3 separate regions of the Homo sapiens genome follow, and regions 2 and 3 are each linked to region 1. A link is a loop called in an ENCODE intact Hi-C map of the cell type or tissue named here. Cell type or tissue: mammary epithelial cell. All regions are shown on one strand.

What was found. Peaks named below come from ENCODE experiments on the same cell type or tissue, not always from the same donor. Only the 100,000 strongest peaks of a DNase experiment are listed, where the experiment ranks them.
Region 2: a loop joins it to region 1, with 18 times the contacts of the local background. A loop is called at or near these places in 63 of 110 quality-filtered maps.
Region 3: a loop joins it to region 1, with 6 times the contacts of the local background. A loop is called at or near these places in 3 of 110 quality-filtered maps.

Annotation. Positions count from the first base shown.
Region 1 is chr13:27,355,646-27,363,645 of GRCh38, reverse strand. No RefSeq gene overlaps it. Among named protein-coding and RNA genes, the nearest start is that of GTF3A, 65 kb to the left of the region's middle. RefSeq lists an enhancer at 791-1,292. In mammary epithelial cell, CTCF peaks have their summits at 1,497 (motif pointing left) and 4,235 (motif pointing right); a DNase peak (open chromatin) is centred at 1,495; H3K4me3 peaks cover 512 bases.
Region 2 is chr13:26,943,578-26,951,577 of GRCh38, reverse strand. No RefSeq gene overlaps it. Among named protein-coding and RNA genes, the nearest start is that of USP12-AS1, 180 kb to the left of the region's middle. In mammary epithelial cell, a CTCF peak has its summit at 4,455 (motif pointing left); no DNase peak of the experiment used is centred here.
Region 3 is chr13:26,703,146-26,711,145 of GRCh38, reverse strand. No RefSeq gene overlaps it. Among named protein-coding and RNA genes, the nearest start is that of GPR12, 54 kb to the left of the region's middle. In mammary epithelial cell, a CTCF peak has its summit at 3,244 (motif pointing left); no DNase peak of the experiment used is centred here.

The DNA of each region.
Region 1 (8,000 bases):
GTTGGCCAGGCTGGTCTCCAACTCCTGAACTCAGGTGATCCACTCGCCTCGGCCTCCCAAAGTGCTGAGATTACAGGCGTGAGGCACCATGCCCGGCCCCCCGACTCTTAAATGTAGAGAATTCTATGATCCTGAGCAGATGTGGGAGTGCATTAAACTGTCACTGGCCTGTGTTTAAGAGTTGTGGACAATCACAGTATATAATAACAACCTTTTTTGGTTTGATTTTGTTTTAAAGTTAACCCCAGAAACACTGAAAGCTAGAAACGCAGGCTTATGAAGGCAGCTGAATCCAGTAAATGTCATCAGGCCTTTGGGAAATGTTTGTCCCTGCATCTCTTTAGTTCCTCCAGGCCTGCTCCCCACACATCATAGACAGCAGGACCACCCCTGAGAGCCTAGCCTGGCCACCTGGCATGGCCTCATGCCTGCAGCGAGGACATCTAGGGAAGACCACACTGCAGGCCACTGGCTCTGGCCAGGAGAATGTCCTTAAACCACACCTGCACCCCGCTAGGTACAGTTTATTGTGGGAATGGAGATCTGACCTGGGGTTGGTGGGGGATGGCGGGGGTAAAGGACAGAGGTGCAGCCCCTCTGTCCACCTTCCCCTGATCCCTGTCGGTTGGCACAGTAGGGCACAGTTCACCTTGCAGGTGGAAATGTCCACTGCTCCGAGCTGAGGAGGGAAGCCAGGACACACGGAAGGAGTGATGGGAGATTTATGAGCTGGCTTAAGACGGGGTTCTTGGGGACAGGCGTGGTGGGGCAGGCCTGCCTTCCCTCCCTCTGCTGGCCTGGAGAAGAGGTTCCATCAAGCTGCACCCACCCCTCGGTCTCCCTGGGACGTCTGATCAGTGAGTGACTTGTGCACACTTTCGATTATCCCACGCAGGACACAATCGTCAGCCACCGGGGCCCTGAGCAAAAGCCCTGCTCTTGGCAACCAGCCTTCCTAGAAGGCCAACGAACTGCGCCACCCAAAGGACATCTAGGTGAGGCAGCGATTCTTCAAGGAAGATGTCAGATGGGGCCGGAGGCAAGGCCCCCCGCCTCTGCAGAGGGGCGTCCAAGTCCCCAAACAGCAGCGGCGACAGGGAGAGAGGGGACAGTCCAACCTAAGAGGTCCAGGACAGACCTCTGTGCAGGCAGCGACCGACCTGTGAGCGCCGCTCTGGGCGCGGGAGCGAGGCGAGGCGGAGCCACGGGTCAGGGCGGACCCCGGGGAGCTCTGGACTCTGAGAGCCAACGGAAAAAGGGGTCACAAACCACACGCACGTCCCCCAAAAGAAAACAAAACCGGCTAACCAGGCTCATTAAAAGGTGAAGCCCCAGAGCCAGGAAGTAGCTGATTACCTTCAGGTCGTTGAGTAGCAGGATGTGAAGGACCCCAGAGAGCGCATTGGCTCCAGCTTTGTTTGGGGACTAGCTTCGCGGCCACTCCTAGGCGCGCCTGCGGCCAGCGGGTCATGCCTTGGGGCCTGGCGCCATCTGCTGGCCATCGCTGTTCCTAACCCACTGCCCTCCCTACTCCTCACTTAGTTTCCTGTGAGACCTGTATGCAACAACAGGGAGACAGGGAGGCTTGTATCCGCGGCTCACCTACCTGCCTTTGGGCTCTTTTAGTCTCCAAAGCAGCGAAGATTTCCTAAGAAGTGCCCATACTGAAACGCCCTTCCTCTAGGGTCGCTTGAGCCCAGGAGATCGAGGTTGATCGAGGTTGCAGGAAGCTATGATCGGGCCACTGCACTCCAGCCTGGGTAACATAGCAAGACCCCTTCTCTACACACACACACACACACACACACACACACACACACACACACACACACACACACACGACAGAGGCCGGACGAGATGGCTCACACCTGTAATCCCAGCACTTTGAGAGGCCGAGGAGGGCGGATCACTTGAGGTCGGGAGTTCAAGACCAGCCTGGCCAACACGGTGAAACCCTGTCTCTACTAGAAATACAAAAATTAGTTGGGCGTGGTGGCGGGTGCCTGTAGTCCCAGAAGCTCAGGCAGGAGAATCACTTGAACCCAGAGGCGGAGGTTGCAGTGAGCCGAGTTCGCACCACTGCACTCCAGCCTGGGTGATAGAGCGAGACTCCCTCTCAAAAAAAAAAAAACTGAATTTCAGAAATAAATAAATAAAAATAATAAATAAAACATGCTTCCTCTCCTCAGCCCGCACCTGGGTTATGGGGGCAGGGTGCGAGCACACAAACACACACACAACTTCATAGTGGAGGGAACCGACCAGCAATGGCTGACTAACTTGGAAAAGGTAATTGGAGAAGGATATGAATCTCTTCCCAAAACAATCTAAACCCAGCCTCATTGGACAGCTGCTCAGTGAGCCAAATAATAAAGTCAGTGAGCACCTCGAAAACATGCCAATCTATATGTTCAACCATCTCACTGCTTCCTGCAAAATAACGGCTTAAAGGGGGACACAGGCATCTTTGTCATTCCTCTCATTCCCTGGTCCCTGGTCCAGCACACGATGGGATGGGCAGCTGTGCTGGCAGAGGAACCCAGTTCTTCTTCTTCTTTTTTTTTTTTTTTTTTTTTTGACACGGTCTCAGTCGCCCAGGCTGGAGTGCAGTAGCATGATTTCGGCTCACTGCAACTTCCGTCTCCTGGGTTCAAGCGATTCTCCTGCCTCAGTCTCCCAAGTAGCTGGGACTACAGGTGCCCGTCACCAAGTCCAGATAATTTTCGTATTTTTAGTACAGATGGGGTTTCACTCTGTTGCCCAGTCTGGTCTCGAACTCCTGACCTCCGGTGATCCACCCGCCTCAGCTTCCCAAAGTGCTGGGGTTATAGGAGTGAGCCACTGCGCCTGGCCGGAACCCAGTTCTTAAAGATGGAATTAGTTGATTCATTCAACAAATAAGTACTGAGTGCCTCCGAGGTGCAGGCACTATTTGTTGCCAAGAAAGCAGAGAACAAACATGGAATGTTAATGATGCATGCATGGTAGCTGGGAGAGGCAGATGAGAAATAAGGAGACGAGAAATCAGCTACACTGATGAGTGTAGCTGTTACAAGGGAGATGAAATGTCTGGTGATGATTTTATAGTTGAGAGGGCCCAGTGAAAAGGGATCCCTTAGAGTGGCTCTGAATGACTCTGAAAAGCCAGCTTGGGTGCAGAGTGAGCATTCCAAGGAGGACCCCTGAGGCAAGAACAAGGTTAGGTTTGAATGGGACACCCTGCTGTGTGTCTGCAGGAAGAGGAGGAAAGACATGAGTTGAGCATCTTACCTGTGCAGGTATCATTCTAGAACATGAGGTATTTTTTATGAGAGAAACTGGCACTTCCATACAATAGGAGGGAGTACCAGATGTGTAAGTAAGTAACTGAAATGCAATTTCAAAACAGTATCTTCCCCTGCAGAAAAGAATGTTTTCCCAAGATGAAAATCTCATTAGGACAAGAATGAACATTATGTTTCCAGTGTTTTATGATAGAGAAAGTAAATTATTATGATTATTTTTATTTATTTATTTATTTACTTATTTATTTTGAGACGGGGTCTCTGTTGCCTAGGCTGGAGTGCAGTGGTGAGATCTTGGCTCACTGCAACCTCCGCCTCTTAGGTTTGCTTCAGTGATTCTCCTGCCCCAACCTCCCGAGTAGCTGGGATTACATGTGTGTGCCACCACGCCTGGCTAATTTTTGTATTTTTAGTAGAGAGAGGGTTTCACCATGTTGGCCAGGCTGGTATCCAACTCCTGGCCTCAAGTGATCCACCTGCCTCAGCCTTCCAAAGTGCTGGGATTACAGGCGTGAGCCACCGTGGCCGGCCAATTTTTATCATTATTATTTTCAGAGACAGAGTCTCACTCTGCCAGGCTGCCACTCATTCCCAGGCTGGAGTGCAGTGGCATGATCACAGCTCACTGCAGCCTCAATCTCCTGGGCTCAAGCGATCCTCCAGCCTCCAGAGCAGCCAGGACCACAGGTGTGCACCACCATGCCCAGCAGATTTTTAAAAATTGTTTTGTAGGGATGGGAGTTTTGCAACGTTGCCCAGGCTGGTCTCCAACTCCTGGGCTCAAGCAATCCTCCTACCTCAGCTTCTGAAAGTGCTGGGATTACAGGCATGAGCCACCATTCCAGACCTAGAAAATAAGTTAGATATTCCATTCAGTTTTTAAATTATGGACAAATTTTTGTTTATAAGAAGACAGTGATAGTGTGGGCTACAGCAAGACAGACACCCGTGCGGGTGATGCCACGAGGTGGAGCTGTAGTCTCAAAAAAGCAGAGCCTGGCCCTAAACCGGCAGAAGTGGAGCCTGGAGTTTCTGTCTTTCTTCTCTTTCCCTAGAGGGAAGGGTCATTTTTAAACATCTCCCTCTTACACATTACCCAAGGCCTGACTTTACCTTTTCTTTTCAAGAGCATGAGTTATTTTAACCCCCTCCCATTGTCCTATGTTCCACTGTCTCCTCCAGCCCAAAGGCCCCTCAGTCACTTGGAGCCTCCCCAAGGGAACGAGGTAGCAGAAGGAATGGAAAGCTTGTCAAATCAGACTTTCTAGTTCCCATCAGAAGAAAGGCTTGCAGGAATGTGCTTGCTGGAAGTGGGGGTTAAAGAGGGGTGATGATTGCGTACAAACTCCAGAATAGAAGAAGAGTTACCTGTAATAATAATGTAGGAGTCGGAGTGAAGAAGTAAGAAACAACCAACATTTGAGCACTTAACAACTTGCCCAGCACAATGCCAAATGCTCTGCTCAACTCCATATCTTAATTTCGTAATTCCACAAGGTAGGTGCTGTTATTGGCCCCAACAGAGATAAGAAGTCTGAGGCTCAAAGAGGTTATGTCATTGGAAGTAAGGGATTTGAATCCAGACACCCTGACTCCAGAGCCCAAGAAATTATTATGTGTGAAAAACCCCAAATTGGGCTTTCCAGATGGGCACAAGTCAATTCAGGCTATTCAATTAGCTATGCACTCCTAGCAAGAGGTGGAAGGTAACGTCCAAAACAAAAGACACCTGTGGTTCCACCCCCAGCCCCACTCACTGTAGCATTCATCTGCTGAGCTACCTGGATTGCTTGGATGCATCTCCACATTTCCTCCTTCCTTTCCTTCCTTCCTTCATTCTTCTCTCTCTTTCTTTTTGTTTTGTTTGTTTGTTTGTTTTTTGAGACGGAGTCTCACTCTGTCGCCCAAGCTGGAGTGCAGTGGCGTGATCTCGGCTCGCTGCAAGCTCCGCCTTCCGGGTTCACGCTATTCTCCTGCCTCAGCCTCCTGAGTAGCTGGGATTACAGGTGCCCGCCACCACGCCCGGCTAATTTTTTGTATTTTTATTAGAGATGGGGTTTCATCGTGTTAGCCAGGATGGTCTCAATCTCCTGACCTCGTGATCCGCCCACCTCAGCCTCCCAAAGTGCTGGATTACAGGCATGAGCCACTGCACCGGGCCCATCTTCTCTATTTCTTCTTTCCTTTCCCTTCCTTTCCTTTTCTTTTCTTTCCTTTCCTTTCCTTTCCTTTCCTTTTTCCTTTCCCTTCCCTTCCCTTCCCTTCCCTTCCCTTCCCCTCCCCTCCCCTCCCTTCCCTTCCCTTCCCTTCCTTCCCTGTCCTGTCCTTTCCCTTCCCTCCCCTCCCCTCCCTCCCTCCCTCCCTCCTTCCTTCCTTCCTTCCTCCCTTCTTTCCCTTCCTCCCTCCCTCCCTCCTTCCTTCCTTCTTTCTTTCTTTTCCTTCCTTCCTTGCTTTTTACAAAGCCTCACTCTGTTACCCAGGCCAGTTTCAAACTCCTGGCCTCAGGTGATCCTCCTGCCTCAGCCACCCAAAGTGCTGGGATTACAGGCATAAGCCACCATGCCCAGCCTGCATTGCATTTCTAATGCTGCATTGAAACTCTTGGTTTACATGTATATCTCCCCTATTTACTCAGAGGTTAGTATTGGCAGGAACTTTTTTACTATTTTTGTATCCCAGCTGCTATAATATCCCCAGATATTAAATAGGTATATCTCACCTAATTAATATGACATTTAAAATTTTAATTTTATTACAGAAAATTTCGAACATACATAAAGTTTTTAAGTTTGATAAACCCACAAATATGCGTCACTCAGTTTCAATCATTAGCACTTTTTCATGTTGCATATTTTTAAGTGCAAAAAGAAAAAGAACAATCATCTATTGAATGTTTACTGGATGTTACTCTGTTCTCAGCCTTTTACTGCCCACAGCCTTGAAGGAAGACACCGAATGTCAACATTGTCTAGCCAGTAGGCAGTAGGGGCAGGATCTGGCCCCAGTCAGTCTCACTCTCGAATTCATGCCCAGAATTACCTTGACCTGCTGCTTGTCTCATAGTAGACCCAAGAAATGTCGTTTGAGCAGAATGTAATTGAATCCCAGTTTACATATTAGGAACCGTGATGAGTTAAAGGAGGTAACCAGATAGTCATGGGAAAGTCACCTAAAAAATACTGAAAGGGGGCTGGGTGTGGTGGCTCATGCCTGTAATCCCAGCACGTTGGGAGGCCAAAGCAGGCAGATCACGAGGTCAGGAGATTGAGACCATCCTGGCTAACATGGTGAAACCCCGTCTCTACTAAAAATACCAAAAAAAAAAAAAAATTAGCGGGGCGTGGTGGCGGGCACCTGTAGTCCCAGCTACTCAGGAGGCTGAGGCAGGAGAATTGCTTGAACCCAGGAGGCGGGGCTTGCAGTGAGCTGAGATGGCACCACTGCACTCCAGCCTGGGTGACAGAGCGAGAATCCTTCTCAAAAAAAAATTAAAATTAAAAAAAAATTAAAAAAATTTAAAAAAATACTGAAAGGATGTTTAAGCGGAGGAAGGTGAAGAATCCCATGACAAATGTGTTTAGAAGAGAAATGAGACTCACTCTGTGTGGCTGGAGAGGAAGACTTCAAAAGGGGCCCAGGGAGGCAGATTTTCATTCAATATAAATAATTTTTAAGCAATTAGAGAAGAATGAAAAATAATCTGGAAGATCATTGGTCAGAGATCTGATTGCTATAAAGGTTGCTCTAAAGGAGATGCCTGGATTTGTGGCCAGTAAATTAGACAATATCCAAAGTCCCTTCCAACTACTATGGCCTGCAGTTTTATGCTTTGCACATACAGGGTTTGAGGGTGATGGCAAGACAGGAGGAATGTGTGTTTTTAGACCTCAGTGACTGGAAGAATAGCAGGACCATGCCCAGAGACAGAAAAACCGAGAAGGAGCTAGTTTCAAAAAGGAAGATAAACCTGGTTTTAGACAGATTTGTTTTTTAGTGTGAAAGGAGGAGAGCGTTTGTTTCCAGAAGTATTTTAGGAAGTCTCCATGGGAGGCAAATGTGGAAGAGAGGAAAGGAAATGGATAGGAGAGGAGGCCATGTCAGGTGCGCGCTGGACAAAGGCCTGGGAGCAGGACCAAACCTAGGACAGGCTCCAGGACAGCCCTGCGTCCTCACACAGAGCAGCTCAGCAGTCTGCTGTCATATGTGTCCTGCTGTCATCCACTCTGCACCTCCCACCTTTCCAGCGCCTGGAGTTCCGAGGCTTTCAGTTTCCAATCCCTGGCTGAGAGTTTTCAGAGGCTTGTGCTGGTTAAAGGGTAGTAGCAGAAATCTGCCCAGCAGTAGGTGGGGATCAGGTTGCACAGTGCCTGGGCACCAATCAAAACATTGGGGTTTTTATCTCAAGCCACGAAAGGTTGGAACAGAAGAGTGACATGGTGGGAACCGGTCTGGAAGAAGAATAATCCCATGGTAGATTTTGGCTTGATCAGCAGTGGGGCGATCTGGAAGCACGGGGTTGCCAGAGGATTACTGGACCACCCAAGGGCCTGAGATTTCTTGTCTGTGCAGTTTACACTGGCTGCTCCCTCAGACTGAAAACTGCCTTCCTGCCCTGCAGTCCTCCACCTGGGGCAGCTCCCATTTCCCTTTTAGATCCAGCTGAAGTTTCTCTTCCCTGAAGTCCTCCCAGGGCCCTGCCAGCCCAGCCCAGCCCCT
Region 2 (8,000 bases), 410 kb after region 1:
TGGGCCAGGCCTTCCTGGAACCCACAGCCTGGCAGCAGGAAACCCCAGGTGGAGCTTAGCAGCAGATGTGCACATCGGCCTCTCTGCACCTGGCCACGGGAGAAAAGTAGCCTCTGCTGAAACCAAGTTATTTGAACATTTGCAGTTGGCTGGTGTGCTTGTTAAAAGTGTGTTTTGGCTGAGCGCAGTGGTTCCTGTCGGTAATCCCAGCACTTTGGGAAGCTGAGGTGGGCGAATCATGAGGTCAAGAGATCGAGACCATCCTGGCCAACATGGTGAAACTCCTCTCTACTAAAAACACAAACATTAGCTGGGCATGGTGGCACACGCCTGTAGTCCCAGCTACTCGGGAGCCTGAAGCAGAAGGATCGCTTGAACCCGGGAGGCGGAGTTTGCACTGAGCCGAGATCGCGCCACTGCGCTCCAGCCTCGTGACAGAGCGAGACTCTGTCTCAACAACAACAACAACAACAAAGTGTGTTTCCTGGGGCCCTTCCGCAGGCCTCCCCAGTCAGGGAGTGTGCAGCAGCGTTCACGCGCTCAGATTGGGGAACTACTGGCTGGGCCCCTGATACCTGACCCTGTGTGTGAAAACCAAGAGCCCTAAGTCTCAAATGTGAAAAGTCACACTTTCTCTGGTTCAGTGTCTCCTTACTTCCTACCTCATTCTAGAAGTGCTTATTAAACACCTGGGTGCTAAGCTCCCTCCTGGGCTCCCAGGACGTAACTGAATCACGTATCAAGTACTAAAGTCCTTGCCCTCCCGGGACGCCAGGAGGTGGAGGATGCAGGCAGGTGGGCCCTCTGTGCTGAATAGAGGGACACAGGTGACCCAGAGCCTTCTCGGGGCTGGCAGAAGCTCTAACTCAGCCTCGAGCCCTCCCCTTCCGTGGTGGAGTGTGTGCGTGTGTGTGCTGTGGGGTGGGGTCAGGGCAGTGCGTACTCACAGATCCACTGCCCTGGCTCCCAGACCCCATAACACTTTTGAGCTCCCGGCCTCCTGCCCTGGTGAGTTGTCATTTCAGAACATTCCACCCATGAAGGATTTAGCATCTGACAAAACATGTTTTTCACTTGCAGGATATTTTTTGGCTCAATGAATATATGGCATATTTGCTAACGGGTTCCTTAAAAGTGTCATCCTTGATCTTTTTCCAGGTGGGAGGAGGGGAGTAAGAAAGAGTAAAGAAAAAAAGAAAGAAAAGGAAAACAACAACAACGACAACAAATAAAAGCTCGGGTGCTCTAACCCAAGTAAAACCTAAACACAAGAGGGCTGAGGCTGACTGTAAAATGCTCTCAATCGCTTAAGCTAATAAACCCAACTATCTTGAAGAGTAAACACCATATTGTTTTGCCAACTATTAGATTTTTACTACTCTCCAATAAAGCGAGCACTTTATTCCTTTCAAATAATATTCCATTCATTGTTTCCTAAAGATTAGCAATTGAAAGAGATGTCAACAATTTTCACTCTTTAAATTAAGTATAATAGGCTTTTATAGCACAGTATAAAGATATCGAAGGGAAAGGCCGCAATCAGAGCAGCTCGATGTTGCTTTTATCTATCAATACAGCCCCAATTTGACACTTGGGAGCAGAGGAAGCTTGTAAAGGGCCCACGGACCCCATAAAGCTGGTAACACTTGGATTAGTCTGACAGCTCACTTTCTGCACAGTAAAGTGATCATTTAATTAACTAATGGGGTTGTAAGCATGAAGGTTTATCTAATTAGCTCTCTTTCCCTTTGCCTCCTGGTCATTCTAGCTCTCGGTGTTTACATATTAACGGTAGCCTGGGCTGGGACCTGCCCGGGAGAAGAGCATTTTGCACAGGCCTCCCCGGGTCTCTGATTCGGCTTCTGTTGGAGGTGCTTCTGCAGAGTTGTGACATCACTGTTCCCAGAGAAAAATAGGAAAGCTTCTATACCAGATAGTTTCACAGAGGCTGCAAACATCTGCTCCTCAGGGGCTTTCTATATTGTCTGTGCACCCTTTTTTTTTTTTTTTTTTTTTTGAGACAGAGTCTTGCTCTGTTGCCCAGGCTGGAGGGCAGTGGCGTGATCTCAGCTCGCCGCAAACTCCACCTCCTGGGTTCAAGTGATTCTCCTGCCTCAGCCTTCTGAGTAGCTGGGATTACAGGTGCCCGCCACCACACCTGGCTAATTTTTGTATTTTTAGTAGCGATGGGGTTTCACCATGTTGATCAGGCTGGTCTTGAACTCCTGACCTTGTGATCCACCCACCTCGGCCCCCCAAAGTGCTGGGATTCCAGGCATGAACCACTGCACCTGGCCTGTCCGTGCACATATTAATCACATCGATTTAATAATGACCAGTGGTGCGTGTGTGCAAGCGTGAGAGTGTGTGTTCCTGTGTGCTGGGGCATCTGGGAGAGATTTTTCCCTCTGCATAGTGGCTTCACCTGTGCTGTGGACAATCACCGTCCCAAATCCACCATCATCACACACAGACTTTGCCACCCCGCCCCCCACAGTACAAATAATGAAAATACTTGTTTTTGTTTTTTTTTTGGGATGGGGGGTCTCACTCTGTCACTCAGGCTGGAGTGCAGTGGCATAATCACAGCTTACTGTAGCCTCACCCCATGGGCTCAATGATCCTCCCAACTCAGCCTCCCAAGAATCTGGGACTACAGGCTCATGCCATTGGGCCTGGTTGATACTTTTGATAGGGTGTGCCTTTCTACCTGCCCTTGACTAGACATGGAACTAGGCAGCCCTGTGTATAGGAATTCTTAATCCTGGCTCCCAGCATGAAGGGCCAGGATTCCTTACACAGCCCTGGATTCCTTGGGGCCTTCCTCAGGGGAAATCAAAATTGCAGCTGAGAAAGGTCACCTTGACTGCAGAGCCTACCTCCTTTTTACAGGGCCCCAGGGGCCATTGAGCCTGGAGGGGCCAGTGTGTGACTCCAGGGCCTAGAGACACTGGAGGGACCACCCTGAGCTTCCAGAGGGTGAGGGGTGAGGGGTGTCATCTGCTCTGACAACAGTGCCGGAGGGAACAAAAGCGCTCAATGGAAGCATCACCCTGTAGACCTAACTGCTAGTTTTCATCCAGAGGACAGCAGTGGGGTGGACGCAGGCCCGGTGAGGGGCCCATTCCAGAGGTCAGTCCTAATGGAAGCTCTCAGCACCTTTTGACTCAAGCTATTACCCAAATGTGAATTTTGGTGACTCCTGTACTCATCCAGAGTGGCCCTCAGCCACCTGGATCTGAGCTGCTGAGCAGCAGGGTGGCCAGAAGCTTCGAGAGGAGCGGGGTCAGCAAAGGGTGGGGAGGGATGTTTTGGGCTGGTGGGCCTGTGCCCACCCTTCTCCAGACACCCTCTTCCCCTCCCGCTTCTCTGCCTCATTCTGGGAGTGACCATCTCATCTGAGGACTTTTCAATGCTCCCCCAAAAAATGATTCTGAAAATTTTTAAAAGTAACTTACTTTTTAAATATTGTGGTAAAATATACATCACATAAACTTTACCAATTTTAACCATTTTTAAGTGCACCAGTGACATTAAATACATTCACATCATCACCACTATCTACAGAACTCTTTCATCTTGCAAAACTGCAACTGTCCTCGTTAAACAACTCCCCGCTCTTTCCCCCAGCCCCTGCAACCACCATTCTACTTTCTGTCTCTATGAGTTTGGCTACTCTAAATACCTCATATGAGTAGAATCATACAATATTTTTCCTTTTGCACTGGTTTATTTAATTTAGCATAATGTCCTCAAGGTTCACCCATGTAGTAGCATGTGTCAGAATTTCCTTCCTTTTTAAGGCTGAATCATGTTCCATTGCTTGTATGAACCATATCATGCTTATCCATTTTTCTGTTGAAACCATCAAAATGCAATCTTTGCTTTCATTCTTGAATAGTTTTCCCATCACATTTTTGGTAAGAAGGTTTAATAAAGAAGGGCTATTTAATCCTAAGCATGATTCCTTCTCATTTAGCTAATACTTTAATAGTTATTTTATAATAATTGATTCATGGCAGGGTGTGGTAGTGCATGCCTGTAATCCCAGCACTTTGAGAGGCCGAAGCGGGTGGATCACCTGAGGTCAGGAGTTTGAGACCAGCCTGGCCAACATGGTGAAACGCTGTCTCCACTAAATACAAAAAATTAGCTGGGCGTGGTGGTGCATGCTTATAATCCCAGCTACTTGGGAGGCTGAGGCAGGAGAATTGCTTGAACCCTGGAGTTGGAGGTTACAGTGAGCCGAGCTCATGCCATTGCACTCCAGCCTGGGCAACAAGAGTGAAACTCCGTCTCAAAAAAAAAAAAAATTGATTCAAATACAATTCAAGCCTAGTGTTCTCAGAAGGGCAGGAAACTAGCATCACTTCATTTACACCTCTTATGAAGAGGAGCTGAGGACAGGGCCTTGTGTTAAGAATTTGAGTAGGACGACACTGTCATCTTGTGGCTATTTGTACCAATAGCAACTTCATCCTAAAGCTAGGATTAGTAATTTCTGTACACAGGGTTACACAGGGATCCATTTCTGGTCAAGCGTAGGTAAAAAGTCATGCTCTATCAAAAGTATTTTATACTACTTGGGGGACTAGAGTCAGCATTGTGCCCTGAAGTGATAGAGGCCATGGCAGATACAGTCTTTGTTCCCTTTGCCTGTCCCAGACCCTGCTGCTCAGAGGAAGCTGTGGCAGGGGACATTGGCAGGAGAGTTAATTACTATTCATCTTACCCACGGACACAATGAGGACACATCTGAGCCTAGAGTGTGTTCTCCAACTGTCTTTAGTTTAAGAAGGTCTTTGGGGCAGGAATCTCTCTCCTTTCTTTCTTCCTCCCCTTCTTTCCTTCCTTCCTTTTCTCCTTCTCTTCCTTCTTTCTCTTCTTCATAACTGCTTCATTGAGATGTAATTCATATGCCAGTGAACTCGCCTGTTTAGAGTGTACAATTGAATAGTTTTTAGCTCTTATATTCACAGAGTTGTGCAACCATCATCACAATTTTAGAACACCCTCATCTCCTCCCAAGGAAATTCCATACCCTTCAGCCGTGACCCCTCGATCTCCCCTTCTCTCCTAGGCCCTGCCAACCACTAAGCTACTTTTTTGTCTCTGTGGATTTGCCTATCCTGGGCATTTCATATAAACAGAATCACTTGATTGTGTGGTCTTTCTTGGCTGGCCTTTTTCGTTAGCTTAGTGTTTTCAAGGCCCATCTATGTTTTATCATGTATTAGTATTTCTTTCCTTTTTACTGCTGAATATATTCCTTTGTATGAATGTGCTACATTTTATTTATGCACTCGTCAGTTGATAGACATTAGAGCTGTTTTTACTTTTTGGCAATTTTGAATAATGCTGCTATGAACGTTCATGTGCAAGTTTTTGTGTGAGCCTGTTTTCATTTTTTGTGTGTGCATATACCTAGGAATGGAATTACTGGGTCAAATGTTAACTACGTTTAATATTTTGACGCTTCTTTCCCCACATTGTCACCAGCTGTTGTTGTCATTTTTAATCTGACCATCCTGTAGGTGTGAAGAGGTAGCTCATTATGATTTGATTCACATTTCCCTGATGGCTAATGATGTTGAGCATGTTTTCATGTATTTGCTGGGCATTTGTGTATTTTCCATGGAGAAATGCCTAGCCATGTCTTCTGCTCATTTTAGAATCAAGTGGTTCCTCTTCTTGTTATTGAGTTGCAAAGAGTTCTTTACAATTCCCTTATCAGATATATGATACAATCCCATTATCAGATATATGATTTGCAAAATTTTTCTTCCTTTCAATAGGTGTCTTTTCATTTTCTTGATGGTGTCCTTTGAAGGACAAATGTGTTAATTTTGATGAAGTCCAATTTATCTGTTTTTCCTTTTGTTGTTCATACTTTAGGTCTCATATCTAAGAAGCCTTTGCCAAATCAAAGGTCATGAAGATTTAGTCATATGCTTTCTTCAAAGAGTTTTACAGTTGTATCACTTACATTTAGGTCTTTGATCCCTTTTGAGTTGTGTGTGTGTGTGTGTGTTTGTGTATGTGTATGGTGTGGGATAAATGTACATCTTCATTCTTTTGCATATGGATATTCATTTGTTGTAGCACAATTTGTTGAAAACACCATTCTTTGCTCTACTGAATTGTTTTGAAATTCTTGATGAAAATCAATTAACTGTAATTGTGAGGCTTTATTTATGGACTGTCAGTTCCTTTTCATTGACCTTTATGTCTAGCTTTATACCAGTACCACTTTGTCTTGATTGCTATAGCTTTGCAGTAAGTTTTGAAATAAGGAATTGAATTGTGAGCCCTTCAACTCAGTTCTTCTTTTCAAGATTGTTTTTGTTATTCTGGGTCCTTCGAATTTCCATATAAATTTTAGGATTGGCTTTTCAATTTTTGCACAGAAGTCAGCTGGGATTTTGATAGAGATTGCACTGACTCTGTAGATCACTTTGGCGAGTATTGTCATCTTGACAATATTAAGTCTCTTGATCCATGACTATGGGATGTCTTTCCATATATTTAGATCTTCTTTAAGTTTTAAAATTGTTTTTATCATTTCATTTTTTATTGTTCATTGCAAATGTATAGAAATACAATTTATTTTTGCCTCTTATCTTGTATCCTGCTGCTTGGCTGAACTCATTTATTAGTCTGATTAGTTTTTAGTTGATTTTTTAGAATTTCCTGTATACAAGATCATGTAATCTGTGAACAGAGATGGCTATATTTCTTACCCTCCAATTGCTTTTATTTGATTTTCTTACCCAACTGCTCTGACTAGAACCTGCTGTACAATGTTGAAGAAGTGGCACAGGCATCTTTCTTGGGGCCTACCTGTGGCTCCATCCACAGGTATGTCGCCTGCTGGTATATAGGTTGTCTTCATTGACATCTTTGGAAATTGTGTGTATCAGAACAGTGTCAAAGACAGAACTCAATGACCAAATGGAAAAATAATTTTATTTCTTAATAGACATTAATCCTTTAATCAACAGTCTTTGGATATGACAGATGCAGCTATTAATACACTTACCTGAATCATACACAATCCAAATTACTTCATCTTGACGATAACATTCTCCCTGAAATATTATGAAATGGTCTTCCTGAAAACCAGAAATATTATGTCTGTCTTTGATCTGTTCTACCAGTCTAGTGACTTGATAGGGTCTCTCAAGAAGGGAAATTCCTACGCACGCACACACACACACACACACACACACACACACACACACACACACACGCTTCTCTTCTGCTCTCTGCAGTCCCCAATAGCTGGACCAAGTTGTCTCCCCAGCCTGGAGGTCAGCTCACTCTGTTTTCCAAATCAATCTGAATATGGAGTGAACTGTCTTTGGTGCTTACTATGTTTTGAGATCTGACCTGTCTAGGTTCTTCAGGGTCATTAGTGTGTGAGGCCTCTGAAAGATGGAAACTTATTTGTTTGTTCACTGCTGTACTCCAGGACCCAATTGGTGTCTGCCACACCAGAGGCACTCAATATGTATGTGCTGATTGGGTGAAAAGTGCATTACAGGCATAGGGAGGGAGAGGGATGGGGTGATTTGAATGGGGGAGAAATGGAGCTAGAAATGGAAATAGAATCAGGCGTGGAGCTTGGCAGGAGAGGAAGGAAGAGAAGCCAGGTCATGCCGGCCCTAATCACCACTATGACTTCTGTGGTTGAGGACGCCTGGAGTAGATAATGCTCAGTTAGTATTATTTTCATAAATCAATGAATGTAAGAAACAGAGTAGGGAGTAAAGAGACAAAAAGAATAGCAAAGCATAATTATTCTCAAAAGATGAAAGAAACAAAACGCTGCACCTTCAGTAAGTTTCCATCTTGGCTCATAAAAAAAAAAAAAAAAGTCTTTAGGGCCCGTCTACAAGGCTGAGATTCTGCAGGGAGAGTGCACTGCAGATCACCTGGCCATATGGCCAGTGTTTTTTTCCTGATAATGGCATTTTCCCTCTATTCCTGCCTCCTTCCTA
Region 3 (8,000 bases), 650 kb after region 1:
TCCAAGAGACAGTAAGTAAATTGTCCAAAGTCATACAACCAGAAAAGGTGGAGACAGGATTCAGATGCATGAGTCCAAAGCCCAAGCTCTGTCTACACCAATCTGGTATCAGAATTCTGACTGAGATCAAAAACTGGTTCAGCTTTGAAGACACCAGGCTAAGTGAAAGCTGCCAGACAAAAAAAAAAAAAAAGACTAACAGTGCATGATTCCACCGAGACAAGGTACCTACAGTAGTCAAACTCACAGAGACAGAAATGGTGGAATGGTGGCCAGGGGCTGAGGGGAGGGGAGGAGAAGAGTTATCCTTCAATGGGGATAGAGTCTCCACTTGGGAAGGTGCAAGGTGTTCTGGGGGTGGGTGGTGGTCACGGTGGCACAACGAGGTACTTGATGCCCCTGAACTGTGCACTTAAAAATAGTTAAGATGGTAAATTTTACAAGTATTTTACCAGCATAAACAAATAAAAAATTATATTTTAAACATTTAAGAAGTTTAGAGAAATAGGCAAATAAAGGGGTTGTGACCCACTTTACAGCATGGAAACTGGTAGAATTTCGAAGCCTGAGACTGCCAGCCGCTCAGCTGGCTCCTCCCACCCGAGGGCAATAGAGAGAGAGAGACGGTGAGAGCGAGCGCCAGTCCAGAGCAGCTGCTGTCCCGTATCAGGTGACCTGCGACGACTGCTCAGTACCAGATCCCACCGGGAAGCCCATCGCATTAACTGCCATGAGACCAGGAAGACGGGCCTCTGTGTTGGGCTTGCCCCCCCTCACCTCTGAAAGGGACTCCTCTCATGCTTGGATGGGAAGAAATACAGTCCCTGAGGGCAGAAACACTCCCCGCACACGCAGTGGGGCTTCCAGCTAGAGCCCCAACCAGTGGCCCCAGCTTCCCCTGGGGACTTGTCAGGAATGCACATTCTTGGCCCCACCCCGACCTTCAGAAACAAAAACTCTGAGTGCAGGGACCCAGCAATCCGCATTTTAACAAACGCTTCAGGTGGCTCTGATGCCCGCTGAAGTTTGAGGCCCACCTGCATATATCACTCCCCATAAGGAAAACACAATCACCTCTGCGCTCACGGGACCTTTTGTTCAAAGCAGTAGAGGTGAAGTCCCAACCCCCGCTGCATATGGGAACCGCTTTCAGAGCTCTAGAAAACATGGGTGCCCAAGCCCTACCCCCAGAATCCTGACGTAATGGATGTGAAGTGGGAGTTCCAGTGGCGACAAGGGGTGTCCAGACCACTTTCTAACTTGCCCACGCCCTTTAATCCTGGCCTGGTCTCCTCACCAGCCACAGTGCTTCCTGGCCCTTCTTAGAGCAAAGGCAGCCTGAGGTCCCGGGGAGGGGCGAGAGAGGTCCAAGAGACAGTAAGTAAATTGTCATCTTGGTGGTTTCCCTCACTGCTATCACACAATTCTGGACACACCGTGGGACACTTGGCTGAAGAAAAGCAGACCCCTGAGAGGCAGGGCTCAGAAGCGAATAATGTATTTATGCAGCCTCAAGGGAATGGTGAACAAGCTTGTAGCATGTGGTTGCGAAGACCGCTGTGAGCTCTACAGAGACAGGGAAGTTTTGAAGCAAAATTAGATCGTTGGTTTCCAGGTGGAATGGTCTTCCAAAGAGTTGCCTTAGCCTTCAGTTTATTCTACAAAGACACAGACATTCCCAGGTGTAAATAAACAGACCCTTCACCACTTTCCATGTGGAATTAGAGGAAGAGCATGAGAGGTCTCATGGCGAATGTAGACTGAATGCAGATGGTCTTGGCGGCACAGGCCACATTGTCAGAGTCGCCAGGGCAGCCTCGGGTAGAATCACCCTCAGTGGGCTGACAGCGGTGTGCTGTGAATTGTCCTGCTGTAGTCTTACTCTGGATCCTGTCAGCGAAGGCAGAGCCTTTCCTCTGTCTTCATATAGAATTTAAAACTTGAAGGACAGGACTTCTGCTGGTGAGAATTAGGTATTTTTAGGAGTTGTTGGGCCTCATTCTCTTGTGAAGCTTCTAGGCCTGCTCTTCTGTGCACACCTTTTCAGGAGAGGGTCACAGGAGGGCTATGACTCTGAGCCACCGCAGGAGTTCCAGAAGCTGGGCAGAGGGGCACGTGAGGTCAAGGCAAATAGGTCATCTCTTATATTCCGGAAAATCTAATCTCATGTTGCACTCTGTTTGCGTCTTTTTTTTTAATCTTCCTTGGGCTTAGGTAGAGTCTTCTTTGAAGTTCAGCCTAGTCTTTATTTTTAAATTTATTTTTTATTTCAATAGGTTTTGGGGGAACAGTGGTGTTTGGTTACATGAGTAAGTTCTTTAGTTGTGATTTCTGAGGTTTTGGTGCACCCATCACCCAAGCAGTGTACACTGTACCCAGTGTGTAGTCTTTCATCCCTCACCCACCTCCCACCCTCTCCCCCAGGTTCCCAGAGTCCACTGTATCATTCTTATGCATCCTCACAGCGTAGTCTTTCCACACCCTGGGGATAGGAAGGTAATAGTTGTAAGTCCTGCTTTGCTGAAGGAGGAGTAGAAATTCCCAGAAGCCAGTGGAAGCCAGTTTTTTTTTTTTTTAATTAGGACCCCAAGAAGGAGACGACTAACCAACAGGACAAGAGGAGGCGATGAGAAGCTCCAGGGATGAGAAGCAGCCGCGAAATCCTCTCAGCACTCACAGAAGCACTGCAAGTGAACTTTATTATGTCTCTGGGGTTAGGTATATATGTTTCTTCCTGGCTAATTCCGCTTATAAAAGTCCCCACCAGGATTCTTCAGAGAAAATATAGAAGAACCTATAGGGAGTTGGGAGTTAAACAGAGATTCTGGAAGTCAGACAGTGCTTCCACAAAAAACCTTCCACCTGCCCGCCGCCCCTACAATCTCCCTCTCCCAAGCTCCATGGAGGAGACATTCCTTCGGGTAGGAAGCGTGTACTTTCAAACAGGGTCAGTCTTGGGGAGCCGTAGTTTCAGAATGAGTCGCTCTAATTATATGCCCTTCATGAGAAGGCCCAGTGGTGGTGCCCACCTGGGGACTGGGCAGCCAGGTCACCTGAGGGCATGGGGGAGGCAGTGGCAGGGGCAGGGGAATGAGGTGGGTGGGAAGGCTCCAGGCACCACTCCTGGACCTGCAGGGGAGCTGAGAGGCCCTGGTGACACCTGGCACCGAACATCTTATCCTAGTCCTTTCAAACACGCTCAGACACGGGGATGCCTCCAAGGGTATGCTGAGCACCACTGACACCCAGTGGAAAGCCTTTGAACTTCTCTGTAAGTTGGTTTCCTAGAAGGCCTGGCAGGATGATCTAAACTCACGACAACATGCATCACAATGGTCATAAAGCAATACCTGGCATTTGCTCCCCAGCCCCCAGCAAGCTAAGGAAGAGTCCTCATTGTCACCGAATTTAGATTCATTGATGCTTACAACACACTCTAAGGGTAGGTGCCATTCTTAACAGGGACCAAGGCTCCCAGAGGTGAGCGACCTACCCAGGGCCATGAAGTAAGTGAGGGGCAGGTGAATGACTTGTGTGACTCCAAGGTCAGTGCCCTTCACTTTCTAACACACTCCTCCACCGCCCCCACCCCAGCAGGCAGGCTGCACACAACACTGCCTGGACCCTTCCCATCAGGCCTCTGTGCTGAGTAATGGGGCAGGTGGGATGCACGCATGCATACACACACACACACACGAAAGCACACAGAAACACACACATGCATGCACAAATGCACACACACACGTGCACACACATGCATGCATGTGCACACCCAGGCACACTCAGGGCTTGCCCGTTTGCTGGACTCGGGCCTTACTTTGAACTCTGTTCTGAGTGGCCCTAGGCCAGCCTACTTTCTTTTCTCTAGCAAATCTGTGGGCTGGAGCAACAGAGCCACAATGCTGCACCTTTGTGAGCAGCTGTCCAGATGGAAATGGCTGATGACACTGTTAGTATTCCAGTTCAGGGTCATGGATGGCCTGAACATATCCCAGCAGCTCAGGGTGCAGGACGGGAAGCAGCCCTGCTCAGGATGCCATCCCATTGCAGGATGCATCCACACACCCACACTCACTCAGACCGGGGCAATGTAGACACACCAGCAAACCTAACATGCACAGCTCTGGGGTGTGGGAGGAAACTGGAGTACCCAGAGAAAACCCACAAGACGTGGGGGCAACTGCACACTCCACACAGACAGTGCCCCAGCTGGGAAGCAAATTTTTTTCTCATCAAACATAATGAATGACGTTGATCAAAATGACATTATTCAAGGACTTGCTGTACTTCATTCCTTCATTGTCCTCCTCGCGCTAGAGGCAGTAGCTGTTCTTTTGCATCTACTAATTCTGGGCTCCTGTGGGTCTCCTTTTACCTCTTTTAATAATGAACCACCTTATCCTGTTCTACCTAATAATTCTTTATATTAAAATATTCCTATTTAAATAACCGGTCCAGCTTGTCTCCTGCTTGGAAGCTGACTGGCCGAGCCCCCTACTGGCAGGGTCACACAGGGGCTGCTGGTGAAGGCGGGAAGGCAGGGGACAGGGTCCCAGCCTGGTGTCAAGGCAGGGCGTGGAGGAGGATGTTGGTGCTAAGAGACTCCGTAACTGGAACAGAGGTCACATAAAGATCTTTTCAGGCCGGGCATGGTAGCTCACGCCTGTAATCCCAGTACTTTGGGAGGCTGAGATGGGTAAATCACCTGAGGTCAGGAGTTCAAGACCAGCCTGGCCAATATGGTGAACCCCTGTCTCTACTAAAAATGCAAAAATTAGCCGAGCATCGTGGTGGGCACCTGTAATTCCAGCTACTTCGGAGGCTGAGGCAGAAGAATCGCTTGAACCTGGGAGGCGGAGGTTACAGTGAGCCGAGATCACACCATTGCACACCAGCCTGGGCGACAGAGCAATTCCGTCTCAAAATAAATAAATAAATGAATATCTTTTCAGATGAGCATAATAAGAGCTTGCCACCAGCACATCCTCACTAAAGAAAGTTCTAAAATAACGTACTTCAGGAGCTCAAATGGAAGGTCTGAAATATACAAAGAAATGATGAGCAATAATAAAGATAAACATTGTGATAAATCTAAAAGAACACTAACTGCATGAAACAATTCTATCTTATGAGGTTAGGATAATGAGAAAAAAACATGTAAGTCAGACAAAAAAAGATTGCTATGGGCTGAACTCCCTCCCAACCCCCATAAATTCATATGTTGAAGTATTTGGTATTTGGAGACAGAGCTTTTGGGAGGTGAGTAGTTTACATCAGGTCAGGAGGGTGGATCAGGTCAGGAGGATGGGATTAGTGCCTTAGAAGAAGGGCCTCCAGGGAGCTCTCTCTCTCTCTCTGTCTCTCCCTCTCTCGCCCTCCATGTGAAGTCACAGTGAGAAGGCTGCCATCTGCAAGCCAGGAAGAGAGCCCTCACCAGACGCAGAATCATCTGGCACCTCGATCTCAAACTTCTAGCCTCCAGAACTGTGAGAAGATTAATCTGGGTTGTTTAAGTTGCCCAGTCTGTGGTATTTTGTGATGGCAGCCTGAGCTGACTAACACAGAGGCAAATGGGGTATAGCCCATGTGCCGTCCCAGAGGCATGTGAGCACGGGGCTGTGTCCTGGTGGTGAGCATCCCTGCATCCCCCTGCATGACCTGGCCGGTGTGCTTCTGATTGATCTATGTGTGTGCCACACTGGCTGTTAAAAATCTTTTTTTTTTTTTTTGAGACAGAGTCTCATTCTGTCACCCAGGCTGGAGTACAGTGGTACAAATTCAGCTCATTGCAACCTCTGCCTCTCAGGTTCAACTGATTATCCTGCCTCTGCCTCCAGAGTAGCTGAGATTATAAGCACTTGCCACCATACTTGGCTAATTTTTGTATTTTTTTAGAGACAGGGTTTCACCACATTGGCCAGGCTGGTCTCGAACTCCTGATCTCAAGTGATCCACCCGCCTTGGCCTCCTAAAGTGCTGGGATTACAGGTGTGAACCACTGCGCCCAGCCTAAAAATCATTTTTTATTACCTCTGGGAAAAATTATTGGTTAACTTTAGACTTTGATACATTGTTTCCGTATTACAATTCTTAGAGTAGTGATTTTTAAAAATATAAAAAATAACTTAAAGGAAAAATTAGAATGATTAAAAAAATCAATCCAAATGAAGGCAAGAAGGGAAAAGAATGAAAGAACAGACAAAGAAAAAGTACAACTTAACCTGCTAGCTCTAAACAACAGATATAAGAAGTCATATTAAACTTAAGTTTTTCCAACTAAAATACAAAAGCTGTCAGAATGGAAAGAACAAAAGTATTTGTTGTTAACAAGAGACATATCTAAAACATAAGGATGCGGAATGTTGAAAGTGAAAGGAGAGGAAAAGATAAACCAAGAAAATGTGAATTTTTAAAAGTCGGTGGAGCATTATTAATAGCAGACAAAATAGATTTAAGACAAAGAAAATTACTAGAATGTAGTTCATGTCATAAAGTCAGGAGTTCACTCCAGAAAGATACACACATTTGGTTAAAAGAACAGAGTCCAGAGTCAGCCTGCCTATCTCAGCCCGGCTCTGCTCCTTTCTGTGTGTGTGATCTTCAGCACATTACTTAATCTCTGCTATTTTCACTGTCCTCCCATGAAAATGGGGATAATACTCATACCTCCCTTTTTTTGTTTTTTTTTTTGTTTGTTTGTTTGTTTGTTTGTTTTGAGACGGAGTCTCGCTCTGTCACCCAGGCTGGAGTGCAGTGGCCCAATCTCGGCTCACTGCAAGCTCCACCTCCCAGGTTCACGCCATTCTCCTGCCTCAGCCTCCAGAGTAGCTGGGACTACAGGCGCCCGCCACCACGCCAGGCTAATTTTTTGTATTTTTAGTAGAGACGGGGTTTCACCGTGTTAGCCAGGATGGTCTCATTCTCCTGACCTCGTGATCCGCCCACCTCGGCCTCCCAAAGTGCTGGGATTACAGGCGTGAGCCACCGCGCCGGGCCAATACTCATACCTCCCTCTAAGGGTAGTTGTGAGGATATAACGGAGCTAGTATGTAACGAAGGCAGTTAGAACAATGCCTGGCGTGCGTGTTCATAGCAGGCACTACATAAATAGGACACGAAATTACAAACCCTAATGACAGGTATAAAAGTATGTGAAGGAAAGGCTGATAGAACTTCAAAAATAAAGAGATACTAGTCTGAATTCTTTTTCAGACAGAGTCTCGGTCTGTCACCCAGGCTGGAGTAAAGTGGCATGATCTTGGCTCACTGCAACCTCCACCTCCTGGGTTCAAGTGATTCTTCTGCCTCAGCCTCCCAAGTAGCTGGGATTACAGGCATGTACCATCACGCCCAGCTAATGTTTGTATTTTTAGTAGAGACGGGGTTTTGCCATCATGGCCAGGCTGGTCTCCAACTCCTGACCTCAAGTGATCCACCCGCCTCTGTCTCCCAAAGTGCTGGGATTATCGGCGTGAGCCACACACCTGGCCTGGACTTTTTTTTTTTTTTAACAGACATCCTCTCAGTGATTTAAAAAAATTCAGTAAGAATATAGAAGACTTGACAATACAAAAAAACTTAAATCAATGGACAGATATAAAACACTGCATCCAATAACCTCAAATACACTATTTTCTAAAACTGGCTATGTCCTGGATCATAAAGTAAATCTCATCAAATTTCATAGACAGCATGTATGCTATCATGCAAAGTGTCTTCTAAAACTACAGTGCAATAAAGTGAGAACTAAAATCCAAAAACCTAAGCAGAAAATCCTCATCTGTTTGCAAATTAAGAAACCTGCTTCTGAATCACTCACACATGCAAATTAGAAAATATCTTGAACTGAATGTTAATTAAAAGACTCCATATCCCAACTTACGGAATTTAATTAAGCAGAATGTAGTAAAACTATAGCCATAAAATGTGTATGATGGAAAAGAAGATTGAAAAATAATGAACTAAGAGTCCATCTCATGAAGTTAGAATAAGAATAGTAA